Regions from separate parts of the Mus musculus genome. Here region 2 is linked to region 1. Evidence: chromatin loops called from intact Hi-C (ENCODE). Cell type or tissue: gastrocnemius. All regions are shown on one strand. Each heading gives the region's core, and the rest is flanking DNA. Links, peaks and the distances in the headings are about the cores only. Region 1 overlaps Ccdc167 (coiled-coil domain containing 167). Region 2 has its middle 61 kb from the start of Ccdc167.

The links. Hi-C counts contacts between places; a loop is a spot of excess contacts. Peaks named below come from ENCODE experiments on the same cell type or tissue, not always from the same donor. Only the 100,000 strongest peaks of a DNase experiment are listed, where the experiment ranks them.
Region 2: it touches region 1 in a loop (2.5-fold over the local background); 11 of 42 quality-filtered maps call a loop at or near these places.

Annotation. Positions count from the first base shown.
Region 1 is chr17:29,706,294-29,714,618 of GRCm38, forward strand. The region is part of intron 1 of Ccdc167 (coiled-coil domain containing 167); the gene reads right to left. Among named protein-coding and RNA genes, the nearest start is that of Ccdc167, 6.6 kb to the right of the region's middle. In gastrocnemius, for the core only: no CTCF peak of the experiment used is centred there; DNase peaks (open chromatin) are centred at 912, 2,109, 4,335, 4,624 and 2 more places.
Region 2 is chr17:29,774,354-29,782,678 of GRCm38, forward strand. No RefSeq gene overlaps it. Among named protein-coding and RNA genes, the nearest start is that of Ccdc167, 61 kb to the left of the region's middle. In gastrocnemius, for the core only: no CTCF peak of the experiment used is centred there; no DNase peak of the experiment used is centred there.

The sequences.
Region 1 (8,325 bases), core at 38-8,037:
TTAGGTCCCTGTAACACTCTTTTTCCATCTCCGACTTCACCCACACCCCCAGGAGAGACAGCAAATGGAAGGATAGGGTTCCCTAGATGAAATCTTTTTTCTGAGGAGTCACAGGCCCTTCTGTCGGTCTCAGCCCCGCTCCTTATTGGAGCTACCCCTGGAAGACTCTAACCTTCTAAGCAGGCTGCTCAGAGTCTGAATGTCCGAGGCCACTAGTCTGGGGCTGTGAATCAGGAAAGTTAAGTGTCTGGGCCCCTGCCTTCTTCCCTGGCCAGCAGCCATCTCAGACAACCCTGGGTCAGCTCCTTTCCTGCAATGGGGTCAGGAGGGCTCTCTGCGTGGAACAAACTGCAGAGCGTCCAGGTTACCTCATGGTTAACTTTACCATCTCTCTGCTGATGAATACCAGCCTCAGCCAGTGGTCCCCAGAGAAGCCACAGCCGCCTTTGAACTGCACTGTAGGGAGGTAAACGCAGGAGAGCCAGGCTTAGGGAAACAGTCTAATATAGATACTTCTAGCCGCCATGAATACCTGGCCCCAAGAATGCTTGAGGCCTCAGTTTCTTAGGCCACCTGCCACCTCTGTGCCCAAAAGGCCAGGTCTGCAGTCTTCCTATTTGTGGCTAGAGTGAGTGGCACCTCAGTGTGGATGGACTGAAGGGCTGGGGGACAGGGACAAACTGATAGGAATTTAAACTACTGACTTCTGAAAACCTTGGGCTCACTAAAACAAGAAAACAGCTGTGCTTGCACACAGCTAATGCAGCTTGCTCCAGATGTCCAGTTCAGGTTCAGTTCTCCTGCTGCTCTTTGGGCAGGGCCTGGGAGGGATCAGGTTAAGGATTTCCATCCCTGAACGCCTCTGGAACGTGCCCAGGTGCCCAAACAAGTGGTAATTGCCCCGGAACAAGGCCAGGTGCTCTTGCTGAGCAGTCTTACAGCTGAGGCTATGCCCAGGCTTCTCTGCCATCATGCTCTGGACAGGGCCTGAGGGGCTGGCAGTCAGGGGCCTTTATCTGAACAAGCCCAATTTATTTGCAGTTACACTGAATATCCCCCACTTTCATTTGCCACTTTTTAATGAGGCTTAAATGGGCGAACACAAATCAAGGTTTTAGGGACTCAGTTCTGACCTCCCTCTATGAATATTTATGTCCTGCTGACAGTTCTGATTCCCTTCTAAATAGTAAGTTCTCTTTATAATGGCCTGTAGGCTGCGGGGGAGGGGGATGCAGGAGGCTGGGTGCTGAGCCTGAAGGAGGCTTTTCAGCAAGCAGTAGATTCATCCTTAGAAGGGGTCTAGACACCAGCTACAGAAGGCAAAGTTAGAAACTGTAGTAATGGGGCAGAGGGTCTGGGAAGCAGGCTGTGGAGGCAGGAAGGCAGGGATGGTCCTGATGCTGGTTTTAGATGTGACTGGGAGCCACATAGGTGGCTGCAGAACGGACTTAACCCAAAAGACAGGTCAAAAAGGCAAGAAAAGACCAGAAAATGGACCTTACACAAAGTCCCCAGTTGGAGTGCCGGCTCTCAGGCACATGGGTTATGGCTGCTGATAGTTCTCCTTGGGTCACTCCCTGCCCTCAAGCAAAGGAAGCCAGGCCCAACAGCTATGAGCTTTAGGATCAGAATAAGGAGACAGGTCTCGGGAAGATTCTAGAAGAGTAGGGTCAGGGCTGGGCCAGCAGTTGGACTGAAAGCTGGAAGCTTAAAAATGGGATATCATGGGAAGTGCCAGTACAGGGCTCCAGCTGTAACTGGTCACTTGTCACTTGTGAATGAATGACAGGCTCCTTAAGATTGCTTGTGCCTCAGGTGACAAACATCTCAGAGTTGTGAGGGTAAGGTTGAGCTTAGAAGAGCACGTCACACAGGTGAAGTTTAGTACCAGCTGCTGTTAAAAGAATGGTACTCACTGGCTCTGTGGTGAGAGGAAGACCATGAGGGCAGTGGGGTTGAGGGTGGCATGAGAAGCCCTGCTGCTATGGGCAGGCAGCAGCGGGAGGGAGCTTTGTTGGCAGGAGATGGCTGGTCCTTTGTCTACGGAGGGGCAGTAGGGACAGCAGGGCCTCCACCCTGAGTCAGCCCATCAGCTGGCCCAGAACATGGCACATTGGCAACCCCTGTAATCTTGTGGGGATGATGCTGGGATAGGTTCAAGTGGCAAAGGCCAGATGTGGGGGAACCCCTAAGGGTGAGGCCAACAGAGCCCCAGGCAGAGCCCCAGGCAGAGCCCCGAGGCCCAGGGAAGCAGTAGTCCTCTGAGGAAATGCAGCAACATAGCGGCCCTGGCAGCTAGTAAGGCTGCAGTAGGATGGGGATGTGGCAGAAAGTGGTTCAAACAGAGATTGGAGCTATTCCAGTGGACCAGGAAGGCCATCGAACCACCCAGAGCACCTGCCTGGCAGAAAGAGCGGCCGCTGGCTACTCAGACTAACCTGGAACTAAAGGGGGCAGTGTGGCCCTGGTAAATGGGTGTCCCCTGGTAGACTACGAAACATCCATGTTCACACCCAGGAACAAGGTGGTATCAGAGAGAAGAGGAACCAGTGGCTAAGTAGGCTGGCAGTCTTGTAGAAGGAGCAGAGATACTGAGACACAAGGGTGGAGCTGGAGTTTCTGAGCTAGCAAACTTCTGGCACTGAACTTCCGCCCCCCCCACGTGGAGCAGTTTGGTCTTATAGAGACTAGCCTGGACCCAGCGGTGACCCAGCAGTGACTAGGTAGTAGCTAAGCCTGTCTGGAGGCAGGGAAGCAGCAGCAGATAAGGTGGAGAGGGGAGGGCACAACTCTCAAGATGGGTGGAATGGTTACTCTTGTGAGGCCTGCACTTAGTCTGGGTAAGAACAGAGGCCGTTGGATATCTGCAGCTGGGCAGGACTCAAGCCAGCCGCGAAGCTTAGTGTGCTGGAGGGCAGAACCGCTGGAATGGATGTCAGCGCCTCCTCAAGGGCTTCCCTCTCCAGCCCACAGCTCTGAGCCTGTCTGCTCCAGGTGAGGGCTGTAGAGCCCAGCCCCAGGCCAGACTAAGAGCCCTTCCCTGACTCAGGAATATAGCCTTACTCCCAGAGCTTTAGACAAGTCTCCCTGGGGTCCTATGCACTGTAAAACCACTGTGTTAAGAGAAACTGTAAAATTTGTCTGAAATCCCCAGGAGGCATCTTTTCAGAGGATGGAGCCTCCAGGAATCAAAGCCCCAAATAGGCTCCTCAGAGGCGGGAACTCGTGGCACTTGCACAGACAGCTGCCCCTGCACAGGTCAGGTCAGGCCCCACAGGGTGCCAGCTCTAGGGCTGCTGGCAGGAGCATGGGCAGCTTTTATTCCTTTGATAAGCAGGAGTCAGCAGGAGCCACAGGCTCTTCAGTAGGAGAGTGAAAAACTGAATATAACACTCAACAGAGCACCTGGACGTCAGAAAGGCAATGCCTGGCCCGCAGCGCTGCCACTGCAGCTACCTGAAGGCCAGGCTCTACTGGGAAAGTGCAGAAGTTCCCCTGCCGCTTGGTTCAAGGCCACACCACCCACCCCCTCCGTTTTCTAGGTTGAGAAGAGGTTTCTGCCTCTCAAGGGCCTTGGCTCCTGGGAGCTTCTGGCCAGCCAGTGACAGGAGGGTGGGAAAGGACTTGCCTGGGGGCATGCTCCACCCGACTGGCCAGGAGCTGGCTGGGTACTGAGGACTTAGATGGTGTCATGAGTCTGGATGAGGACATAAGGAGCAGCACTGGGAACCAAGAGTCTAAAAGGTGGATACAACACCTGGAACACATCTGCAGCACTGCCAGGTGCCAGGCTCTGTTCTAGACACTCCACACAGGGGAGGATGGCAGACAACCAGCGTCCACGTCTTACAGACAGGCAGACTTAAGTAAGGAAGCAGCTTATCCAGGTGTGTCCTCTAACCTCATCACCCCACAGCGGAAAGCTGTGACTTTTTAGCCTAGAAGGTAATTCCACCCCCATGCCCTAGGATGGGCAGCTGTCCACATTTAGTCTGACTTTGCATCCACCTTGCAAAGGGGCTGTCACTACTGTGCAGAGAGCCAACTCCCAGCAGAGATGATCAGCAGCTTACATGGCTGAAGGTGGTGGGATTAGGTCCCGGTCCGTGCACGTACCTCCAGTCTTCTCCAGCACCACCATGGCAAACAACCACAACCAACAAGGACTAGTGACATTCAGAAAAAGAGTCAAGCATGGCCCCCGAACCTGTAGAAGCCTGTTGGTCTGGCTTCAACAGATGCTTTCCTCGGGGTGACCTTGTGCCTGGCTGTGCTTGGTCTCTTTTCACACAACAGATGCGCTGCCTGGAAGGACCTGCCTGCAGTCCATGTGCTGGGAGATCGAGGCGCCAGGAGCCTGGCGTCTGTCTGCATACTAAGCTGACTGTCCCTTCACAAACACCCTCCCCCACATTGCCACGCTGTCAAAAGTAACCTCCCAAATGCACGCAAAACATGTCGGAGTTTGGATAAGGAAGTGTGTGGGCTAGCTAGTAAACCCTCTCCATCCCCCAAAGGGCATCAAAGCTTCCTCCTCTTCTAATTCACTGCCTGGGAAGCTGGTCCAAGAAATCCACTCATTTTCACACATCAGGAGCCCCGGGATGTTTACTGTAATGGGTAAAGGCGATAGACCGCCTACCCAGATGGTCCCTGGCAATACCACTGGGGCTTTCCGTCTGTGGCCTCCAAGTCACACAGCCATGTCACAGGGGACAGTGTACCTTATCTTCCAGGTAGCCAGCTTCACACCTAAATGGCTGATCCCCATGACATTGGTTAAGCGATATTTTTCCGTGGAGGAGGCTTTCCGAACTGTCGGTAAGAAAGCAAACCACCAGAGCCCCCCAAATCAACAGGCCTGGTGTAAACTTTCTCTTCCAGGCAGAGCAGGTCAAGAAAGTGGGCCTCCCAATATCTCGTAGGTGGCTAGTGACAGCAACCCCACCCACCCCGCTCGTGAGTATGAGGGCTGCAGTGGTCCAGTAGAGCTGCCAAGGTCAGCACAGGGAGGAGCTATACAGCTTTGGAAGTCGCTCTGCAGGCCAGACCTTGCCCTAAGCCTTCAGCTGCTCTAGGCCAAAATGGAATCTGGGGTTTGGTTTCTTTTCTTTCTCCCCAGATCTATTTTTTGATAAACTGGCAAAAGCTGCTCCATCGCTGAAAGGCTCAAAGCATTTTTCAAGAGCTGGCATCCGCCCCGTGCCTTATGAATTCATTAATTAGGACGCTGGCAAACAGCCACTCCACACATGCTGACATCCAGCAGTGTTAGGTAATGAGGTTTTAGTCTCCTGACCTCCGTTAAGTGGAGCGGTGCCAGATGCAGGCTGCCGAGAGAATCACCTGCCCGATGGCGACCTGTCGCCTCCACCTGAGCAGGTGAGGATCATTTAGTGGTCAACAGGCCCTGAACGGCCCATGTGCCAGACTCTCCCAGCAAGGCAGCAGTTAGTGTGAGACCCCAACTCCACACCCAGCCGGAATCGACACTGCCTTCTGCCACCTAGGCCAACTGGGTAAGTACTTCCTTCCAGCCAGGACACTGCCTCTCACCCTGTCCCAGGAGATTGGGGGCTTTCCCACAGCTAGTACACAGCTCACCCTAGGACTCCGAGACTAACCGTGGTCAGTTAATGCAGGCTAAACCATTTCTTTCCCAAAGCCTCCACCTGCCCTGTCCTCAGTCTGTCTGCTGAGAACCAGGGGACACTAACTGCTTCCCATGTGCTTTTATCCCTCACTGAAGACACTGTTAGCTGCCAGTCCAGGGCCAACACCCAGCCCTTCTGCTCAGCTCACCTGCACTGCAGACGTTGGGATAAAAAGTCTGTTGACAGCCAGGGTCACACACAGCTCTGCTCCAGGCAATGAGATGTTCCAGATGTCATCTGGGAGACTCCTAGGAGTTTATGCTTGGCTAGTTAAGAGCCTTGATTTATGGGTAAATGTGACGGCTGAGCTATATGGCAGCTGTCTTGTGACTATGGACACAGTTAAGGGTATGCAGAAACACTAGCCCTGCTATTAAGTACTAGCTACTGAACTTCTGAACCAGGGCAGGAGCCTAGCCACCATTCCCATGTGCGTTAAGACACACACTCCAGTCTTCTGAAACCCGACAGACAAAACTCTCCAAACGGACAAGAATTGTGTACTAGGACCAAATCTAGCCCAGTTATCTCCTTCAGGATGTCGGCTGGGGACTTAGCTCGGCAGCAGAGCACCTTCCAAGCATGCAGAAGGCACTGGGTTCAAACACGAGTGCCGCAAGGTGGAGGCAGCCGAGACTCATACTTAGTATCTTAAGGCCAAGTGGCTGAAGGCTGCAGGCCAGCTTCTGTCACAGCTCAAAATGCAAGCAAGTTTCCTACCAGGCCGAACTTTCCCTGTCCAATTTGGGGTGGTGACTTCAGAATCTAACACATAGTCAGTTGTTCCTGACTGAGTCTCACAGGAAGCAGAGTTGAAGAGTTAAAAGGGGGTCTGGCTACCCTAGCGGTAACCACCTGGCACAGCTGGCCCGTGGCCACCCTCGAGTGAGGGCCACCTGCTTGGTAATTGTTTCATTACAACAAGTAAGCGAGGGCTGTTTGCAGGTGCTGAGATCTCACTTGTGGGCTTTTATTGCACTCGTCAGATTAACAAACATTTTTGATTAAATCACCACTTCACTAGCTCTGAGCGCAAGACTTTTAATAAGAGGACAATATCTACTGCTACAGAGCATCAGTGCACATTCAATACTCAAGACCCGCTGGGGGCAACAGAAGAGGAAGCGGAGAAACAGCCAGATGCCAGGTCTCTGCGAAGGCCCAGGATTACAGGTTTCAAAACCTTGACTATCCCAGCAAAAAGTCATCCTAGTGACAAAACCGAAGATATATGTTTTTATACATCTGTATATTTACCAATATTTAAAACATCCATGCAAACATCTGTAAGAGCGTAGTGTTACTGAGGGGGTAAAATGTGCTGGGGATATAGCTCAGTGCTAGAGGGCTTGCCTACTGTGCGGGTCTCTTGTTAAATCACAGCAGGTTCTTCAGTCACAGCTGACCAGAGCTACATACATGTTCTCAATACAAACCAGCCTACGGTCAGTCCTGAGCGAGTCTTCTATTTGCCCTGAAACGTTACAAGCCAGGTCTCCAAGGTCTGTGCTGCTCTGGGTTCTTTTCCAGGCTCCCACAAACAGCTCATTAAGCTTTGATCACTAATGGTATTTCCAGCCCCACGTTCTAAATGCCTCCACAATCCTCCCTAAACAACATGGTCAGGTCTGTCACTGCAGTAACCATGATCTTGGTACCAGGATCAGCTCTGGTTTGCTCTTCTGTTGCTGTGATAAACAATATGACCAAAAGCAACTTGGGGAAGAAAGGATTCATTTCAACTTAAATATTTATTTATTTATATTATTTATATGAGTAAATCATAGCTGTCTTCAGACCCACCAGAAGAGGGCATCAGATCCCATTACAGATGGTTGTGAGCCACCATGTGGTTGCTGGGAATTGAACTCAGGACCTCTGGAAGAGCAGTCAGTGCTCTTAACCGCTGAGCCATCTCTCCAGTTCTCACTTCAACTCAAGGTTTATAGTTCATCATGAAGGGAACTCGAGGCAGGAGCTGATACGGAGACCATGGAGGGTGCTGCTTACTGGCTTGCAACCATGGCAACCCAGTACTTATATATATCAGCCTGCTTCCTTTTTTATTTATTTATTTATTTTTTTTTTTATTTTCTGAGACAGAGTTTCTCTGTGTAGCCCTGGCTGTCCTGGAACTCACTTTGTAGACCAGGCTGGCCTCGAACTCAGAAATCCACCTGCCTCTGCCTCCCAAGTGCTGGGATTAAAGGTGTGCGCCACCATGCCCGGCTAGCCTGCTTGCTTGCTTATACAACCCGGGACCACCTGCTCTCACCTCAAATCATTCCTCAAGAAAATGCCCCACAGATTTGCCCACAGGCCAATGTGATGGAGGCAATTTCTTGAAGGTCCTTTTTAGATGACCCTAGTTTGTGTCAACCAGACAAAAAACTAGCCAGCACCCTACCATTCATAAGGCTGCAAAATGGGTAGATCTGCTCCCATACAAAGCACTAAGAGAATACACGTTGTGTCAAACTCAAACACTTCAAAAGTTGATGGTGTAGCTCAATGGTAGATCACCTGCCTAGCAGGCAGGAAGCCCTGGGCTCTAGCCCTAGCGTAGGTAGAGGTAGATAGATAGGTAGATAGATAGAAGATTGATTTGTGTCAGCCTGACAAAAGACAGGAGTTTCTCCTCCATATTACAGATGTGGAAATGAAAGCAGGA
Region 2 (8,325 bases), core at 96-8,095, 68 kb after region 1:
CTCTCTTACACAGAGACCCAAGAGGACTAGGTGCCATTTGCTGCCAGGGAGCCTTATGCTGTATACAAGTGGGGCTTATTTGCCAAAGGGGTGATGATTTCTGAAGGGAAGGCTGTGTGATGGTTTGTATATGCTTGGCCCAGGGCATGGAACTATTAGGAGGTGTGGCCTTGTTAGAGTGGGTGTGCCACTGTGCATATGGGCTTAAGACCCTCATCCTAGCTACCTGAAAGTCAGTCTTCCACTAGCTGCTTCAGATGAAGATGTAGAACTCTCAGCTCCTCTTACACCATGCCTACCTGGATGCTGCCATCCTCCCACCTTGATGAAAATGGACTGAACTTCTGAACCTGTAAGCCAGCCCCAATTAAATGTCTTCCAAAGAGTTGCCTTGGTCATGGTGTCTGTCACAGCAGTAAAACCCTAAGACAGGCTGCGTGGGGCTGTAGCCCATGCATCTGACGGTCATGGGGCCAAGAGACAGGGATGGAGCTGTGACGGGGGCCAAAGGTCCCTTCACATCACGTGTGTGCGCACTCTTGCTCGTACTCACCCAGAGTGACAGGAATCCAGATATTTAGAGCCAGGAGTCCTTTTAGCTAAAGAATTCTTGCTTAGGCATCACCAGTCTCTCTTGGTCTCACACTGATTTTGTAAGCTTTGCTCCTCGTGATGCTGAGGCAGTGGCTAGCTTGCCAGCATCCCTCCTGCATGGTTTCCTGAAGGAACCAGTGGGCTATGGTTCTTGATGCCTTTAGTCTCCCTGCTTCCTCTTGACTGCTGCCCTTCCTGTGTCCCTCACACTCACAGAGGCAGCAGAAAGAGGAGCAGAAAGAGCCCTTGCACCCGGGATAGAGCTCTCTTTGTGCCGATTTCAGAATCCCACACCTGGAGCACAATCAAGCAGGAGGGAAATCTCCTAGCTTGCCAATTAGTAGGAAATGCCCCAAGGTTCTGTCTGCCCCAGAGAGACAGGGCAGGCAAGGGACAGAGAGTTCCAAAGGTGGGCTCTCAGTCTCAGGACACACAGTGTAGGCTCCAGATTTCCAAGTCGTGCCCATGAATGTAAAACTCATTTCTGTGGGTTCCCGAAGACTTCTGGCAGGAGGACCTGCCAAGGAACAAGGTTCCCAGAAAGGCCAGAGCGAGGTCCATATACTACAGGCTGAGTGAGCATGCTACTGCTGTCCCAAACGTGCTTCCTTGGGTCAGGAGAGGACTGGGATGAGGGCTCAAGAGAACACTGAGACAGATTCATTAGATGAATTATTAACACGGTGGACATTCAGGCAGATTGATGACAGCATTTGGGGTGCTAAAGAGAGGATATTAGGGCCCATGTGATGGAAGTGGGGGGGGTTTCATAGATTTCGGAGGATGGGGGAGGTTTCACAGTTCAAGCCTAGCCAGACTTTCTGACTCGCAGGGAGGAAGCAGAGACCAAGGAGAGCAGGACATGTGGCCACCAACCCCCCCTCTGGTGCAAACTCCCTTCCCCGGGTAAGAAACCCTGACACTTGGAAGTCTGTTAGCCAGAAACTCACGGACAATGTTGGTAGCTGTTAAAGGGGAAGGGCTGCCGGGATTAGTGCCTGAGATCAGATGGATTAAAAAAAAAAATTGTGTGTGCCTGCGTGCGTGCGTGCGTGCGTGCGTGCGTGCCTGCAAAGGCCAGAAGGTGGCATCAGACCCCTCGGAGCTGGAGTTAGAGGCGGTTGTAAGGTGTCTGATACGGGTGCACCATACCGTGTATCAATGGCTCAGCAGTCAAGACTACTGGTTGCTCTTCTGAAGGTCCTGAGTTCAATTCCCAGCATGGTGGCTCACAACCATCTGTGATGGGATCTGATGCCCACTTCTGGTGTGTCTGAAGACAGCTGCAGTGTACTCATATGAATAATCAATCAATCAATCAATCAATCTTTGAAAAAAAACCCCAAAAACCTTTAGTTCTGTACAAGAGTGGAGGGCGGTCTCTCGGCCCCAGCTGCTGGATTCTGATATTGTGTGCTCTCTCTTTGATTCCTGGATTCTGACACCCAGCTTGCAAATGAGTTTAGGGCCTGGGGTAGGAGAGACAGGGGTATCCGGAACTCCAAGGGTTAAAGAGCACTTAGCAGCAGCACATAATAAAAGAAAAATGTAAGAGAAAGAATATCCTAAGAACTTAATAAGCCACACACAAAATTATCACGATTCTTTTCCTAGCCAGTTGAGTTTTCAGTGATTAAGAAAATGCAATTTCCTGTAATTAAATCTTAACAAGGAATGTTATTAAAAACACTCTGTCCCAGCTCCTGTAATAATTGTGTGCTACCCCAGAACAGTAAACAGAATTAGACTTTGCCTCGCACATGCTAATCCATGCGTCGTTTCGATCAAATTTGTCCTAATGACCTGTTGTCTTCTGAGACAGGGAAGGCAGGCAAGAGGCAGCCAGGCCCGAAGGCCAGACAGGACCCTGTTCTGGAAGCTGGCTTTGCCTGGGCTGTGGTGGGATTAACCTTACTGAGCACGGACTGCATGCCAGACCCTGAGCTCAGCAGGTTGCATGGTAATGTAACGTGAGATTTTACTTGTATCCCACATAGCCTGAACTTGTTACACAGATGGAGGCTCAGAGGTCTTTCTTCTTTGTTCCTTTGAGACAGAGTCTCACAAGGTAGCTCTGGCTGTTCTGGAACTCACTATGGAGAGCAGGCTAGCCTCGAACTCACAGAGATCTGCCACCCATCCCCCTTCCTGAATGCTAGGATTAAAGGTGTACCTCCATACTCAGCGCTCAGAGAGCTATTTTAATTTCCCCCAAGCTCATGTTGATTTTACACACTGACTCTGGTATGTGGCTTACAAGTCTCTCTCTCTCTCTCTCTCTCTCTCTCTCTCTCTCTCTCTCTTCTTGTCCCCTGAGAGTGGCACTAGCCAATACTTCTATCCCTTGGCACTCTGGCCACACAGCAGGGGACTGGGGCCTCTACTCTGAGGATTTTTCCCTTTGGAAAAGCCAAAAGGTTAGAGAAGATGTTGCTAAGAGATCTGTGTGAGGCGAAGGGCTGGTGTTTGTATCGGGTGAGTTGGGGGCTCTTTGCATGACCCTTGAATTTAGCTGAAAAGAAGACTCTAGAACAGTTCAGATGGGCTGACGTATGGAGCCGTGACAGTCATGCTGCCCTGCATGCCCGTAATCTCAGCCCTTGGGAAGAGGAGTAAGAGGGATACAGAGTTTAAGGGCATCCTTGGCCGGGCGTGGTGGCACACGCCTTTAATCCCAGCACATAATAAAGGCAGAGGCAGGTGGATTTCTGAGTTCGAGGCCAGCCTGGTCTACAAAGTGAGTTCCAGGACAGCCAGGGCTATACAGAGAAAAACAAAACAAAAACAAAAAAAAGGGCATCCTTGGCTATGCAGCAAGTTCGAGGTCAGCCTCGCTACAGGAGATCTTGTCTTAAAACCAAAGCAAGGAAAAGCAACTAAACAAACAAAACCCCACAAATTAGGAAACTCTGCTGCTTATCCCGCATCGGGTGTGAGCGCATGTAAGAGCACGTGTGTACACATATAGACATGTGTGTGACAATAGAATGACCGTTTGGTCATAGACAAATGTGTGATTGTGTATGTGTGTGAATGTGTCTGAGTGTGCTCCACAGTGTGCTCCCTCGTTGACAGGGCTAGGAACAGCACCGTAGAGGTCTAGTTCCTAGTTCTGTTCTTCCAAGCACAGCCAAGCCTCCCTTGGCGGCTCTCCCTATGCATGACCACCCCAAAGCCATCCTGAGCTTGCAAGCGCAGAGGCGCCTGCATCTCCGTCTCTCACACTCAGCGTCTAATTAGTGCACCTAATTAAATCCCCACTGGAGAGAGAGGAAAGCTCTGTTCTGAGGCTCTGGAGACTGGGTAGCACAGCCTTGGAAGGCTCCACCCCTCCTCTCTGTGATTAGTGCTCATGCTCACTGGAGACTGGATGGGAGGAAGGGGTGCTGAGGACTTCTACAGGCAAGACTCTTGCTCCCCAAATGCAACGCATTTACTGTGTGTGGCACACTGCACGGGACTTCCAGGAAGGAGGTGAGATGGGAAATGAACAGGACAAATAGGTTTTTACTCTGTGCCTGTCCTGTGGTCACTCTGCCTCCAAATCTTCATCCCAGCCCTCACTTCGTCTTTCCTGTCTCTGGCTCATCTCTGGCTGCTTCCCCCACTACTCATCCTTCTAAGAGTGTGCGGAGTCGTTCCGTTTACCAGCCTGCCTCCTCTGACAGAAAGGAACTCAAGGACTATTGGGACTATTGAGATAGCCCAATGGTTAAGGAGCATGTAAGGACCAGAGTTTGGCTCCAAGCACCCACACTGGCTCCAGGGGATCCAATGCCTTCTTCTGGCCATCTGTAGGCACACACACACACACACACACACACACACACACACACACATTAAGCAAAGGGGAAATCCTCCACTGGTCCAGTGACCTTGCTTCATGCCTCTACAGACCCCCGTGGTCTGCTCAGCAAAAGGTGATAGAGCTGCCCAGGGAGCCCCGGGAGGTAGAAGGGATGCCCAGGTCCTGCCTCAGGATCTCATCATGGACAAGCCCTAGGTGATATCCTGACACATTGCCCTGCCAGCAGAGTCTGATGTGGGGCGCCACTGCTGGTGACTGACTTCAGGTGGAGTCAAAGAGGAGACAGGGTAGTCCCCAGGAAGGTCTGAGACTTGACCCATAGGAGGTAGGACATGAGAGTATGACCATCACATGACACTGACCCTCGGGGCCAGGAGACTGGCCTTTCTACCCCTCCCATCAGGCTGTCACTGGCTGCCAGGAGCTCAGGATTGGGCCATGGGACAAGCGGGCTGAGGGAGCTCTCTAAAACAGAGGCAGCTGTGGACCTTTGCAGGGGGGGGGGGGCGGGGCGGGGAACAGACGGGTGGGCCTGAGTTCCTGGATAAGGACAGCACCTCCCCTCCCAAGAGCCTCTAGTGAACCCCTAGCCTCCAGGGTTCTCTTCATACTAGGTATGGCTTCTGGGTCTACCTTAGGAATGAAGAAAGTGGAGGCATGCATGGTTGGTGAGAGTTTTCATCTTAATCCTGAGTTGAAGGATGACCATTCTAATGTGAACACACGCAGTGTCTTAGTCTCTTCGGGATCCTAAAGTAGAAACCCCTCAAGTAGATAGATACCCAGGAGGAATGTATCACCCACCACCCTGGAGGCAAGGAAGAGCATGGGCAAGCTACCAGCACATCTGGGGTCTGGTGAGAAGAGCCTTAACTCTTGGTCTTCCTGCCTTAGCCTTCTGGTGCTGGGACCACAGACATGATCCCCTGTCCAACCAGAGTGTCTCTTCTAAGGGCATAGACAGAATTCACAGGTGGAGCCCTCACTACCCAGCCAGGGCCTAAAGGCTTCATCTTATACCATCAGGGACTAGGTTGCAACTGAGGAACCTTGGGAGACCCAGACCCTTGAAGCACAGCAACTTGGTTCATGGCATGTTTATCTCATCTGGACACTCATTCTCTGATTTCCCTTGCCCTCCCGTAACTGCCCTTGCACATTCTCCCCCAGCATCCCCCAGTGGCCTCCACACTGGAAGAAGAGCTCCTCCTTACCTCAAGACAGCACCTAGGCTGGCAGAGAGCTCGACAGAGACAGGCCTGTGGGAATTCTTCTGAGCTTGAACAAGGGGGCCCAGCAGAGGGCTTGAGGTACGAGCCCTTGCCCTGAGATAGGTTGCCAGGCCTAGGAGACAGGAAGTTTGGAGAAGTTGGAGGACCCTGGAGGAGGCTGGTCTGGAGCCACCTCAGCTGGGTATCTCAATGCCTGGCCTCCTGGAAAGGTGTCAAGCCTGCTGCAGTCATGACCTGTCAGGACCCTGATGGCAGTACCCCCTTCCATGGGCTCTGCTGGGGAAGAAACCATGGGCTAAGGGACGTGGGTAGATTCACAGGAAATGAAACGTGCCTGGGAAACGCTGCCTAGCTTGACTAGTAATTGGTCCATCAGTAGGCATGTGACCCACTTCAGGCCAAAGAGCTGCAGAGAAAGCCACTGAGACTTGAGAGTGCACCCCGGGATCAAAGCCTGCTCCTTCTTTCTGTCTGGAATACAGCTACACGCAGGTGAATCGCCTGGAGCTATGGCGTTATCTTGTGACCAGAAGGCAACGTGGCTGAAGATTAAAAAGCACATCACCCAGAGGACCGAGTCACTAGAGCCCCCAGAATGCAATGGGAGGCTCTGTTCTTTATAACCTAGTCACTTACAGCAACAGAAAACGAGCCTAGACAGTCCCTGTCTATATCCATTGCCTACGTGACAGCTCAGGTATGAGCAAGCCTTGTCTTAGCAGAACCAGCCGGCTTGAACTCTTCAGTGGTGGTCCTTCCCCCGAAGCCCCTGGATGGATGGCTATGGGGTTGAGGGGACACTCCTGCATTGGAGCTAGGTGGACTTAGAAATTAACCTCATGCCTGCTGGGGTTTCCTCGAGATGCTCTGGATCCCGTCCTCATTCTTGTGAAACAGATGCAGAACACACATCTGCATGGCATTATGGTGGTGTACGCGTACGCCTGTAATCCTAACGTTGAGATGAAGCAGCAGCAGAAGTTCAAGGCCCATCTGAGCTACAGGAAACCTTGTATTAGTAGTCAATGTTCCAGAGTAAAAAGAGGGTATAAAACGAATCTCTCTATATCCATAGAAAGGGGATTCACTGGGATGATTTACAGGCTGTGGTCCAGCGAATCCAACAATGGCTGGCTGAGAACAGAAAGTCCAAGGATCCCGTAGTTGTTCAGTCTATGATGCTGGCTGTCTCCGCTGGCCTTCTGTCTACACTGGAGGCCTGAAGAAGTTGCTCTAATGCCAGCGAAGAAGTGGACCAGCGAGAGCAAGCCAAGACCAAAGCTTCCTTCTTCTATGTCCTTATGTGAGTTTCCAGCAGAAGGTGTGGCCCAGATTAGAGGAACATTTTCCCAGCTCAAAAGATCTGGGTTAAAACTGTGTCTTCCCGCCGGGTGTGGTGGCACACACCGTTAATCCCAGCACTTGGGAGGCAGAGGCAGGCGGATTTCTGAGTTCAAGGCCAGCCTGGTCTACAAAGTGAGTTCCAGGACAGCCAGGGCTATACAGAGAAACCCTGTCTCGAAAAACCAAAAAAACCAAACCAAACCAACCAAACAAACAAACAAAACAAAAACCTGTGTCTTCCCGCCTCAAAGATCTGAATTAGAAGTGGATCTTCCAATTAAACAAAATTAAGCAAATTAAGCAAACTAAGAAAAAAAAAATTCCCTCACAGGTGTGCCCCTTCGGTTTTGTTTTGTTTTGGTTTTGGTTTTGGTTTTGGTTAACTCCAGATCTGTGTAGTCAAGTTGACAACCAAAAATAGCTGTCACAGACCCCTGTATCAAGAAATCAAACGGGGCTGGAGAGATGGCTCAGAGGTTAAGAGCACTGACTGCTCTTCCAGAGGTCCTGAGTTCAAATCCTAGCAACCACATGGTGGCTCACAACTATCTGTGATGGGATCTGATGCCCTCTTCTGGTGTGTCTGAAGATAGCTACTCATCATATATATAAAATATATACAGTACTCATCATATATATAAAATAAAAAAAAATCTTTAGAAAGAAAAAAGAGGGAAAGGAAGGAAGGAAGGAAGGAAGGAAGGAAGGAAGGAAGGAAGGAAGGAAGAAAGAAAGAAAGAAAGAAAGAAAGAAAGAAAGAAAGAAAGAAAGAAAGAATTCAAATTAGGGCCAGCAGGATGGCTCAGTGCCTAAGAAGTGCCCACCCTGACAGACCACCTGAGTTTGATCCGCAACCTCATAAAGACAGAAAGAAGGAGAGAACCAAGCCTGCAGAGCCTCCCTCTGACCTCCTGTTGTGCATGACTGTCCTCTGAGTCAAACAACCACCACACGGGGGACTCAGCTGTGCCCCCCTTTAAAGGATCATCTGGGCTGGCTGTTTACACTCCTCATGGAACAGTGCGAGGGGCAAGAGACCCTCACCTGAGGCTCCCTGCCCCCTGATAGGCAACTCTGCCTTAACTGCACGTGGCCTCAGGGAGGGTTTCACATACCTCGGCTGGGGAAGGCTGGGGCAGGGGGCTCCATCTACTGCAAATCTTGGGAAGCCCTCACCTCTGTCCTGTAAGGGAGCCCAATAAAATCATTGGTTTATGAACTTTGGCGGGACCATGGTCGTTGACTATTGGGTCCTTGGGAGGAGGGGTAGACATAGTTTATATCTCCTGGGAAGGAATTTTAGCAATACTTCCACAGATGTGCTATGTCAAGTGTTCAGTCCCACCC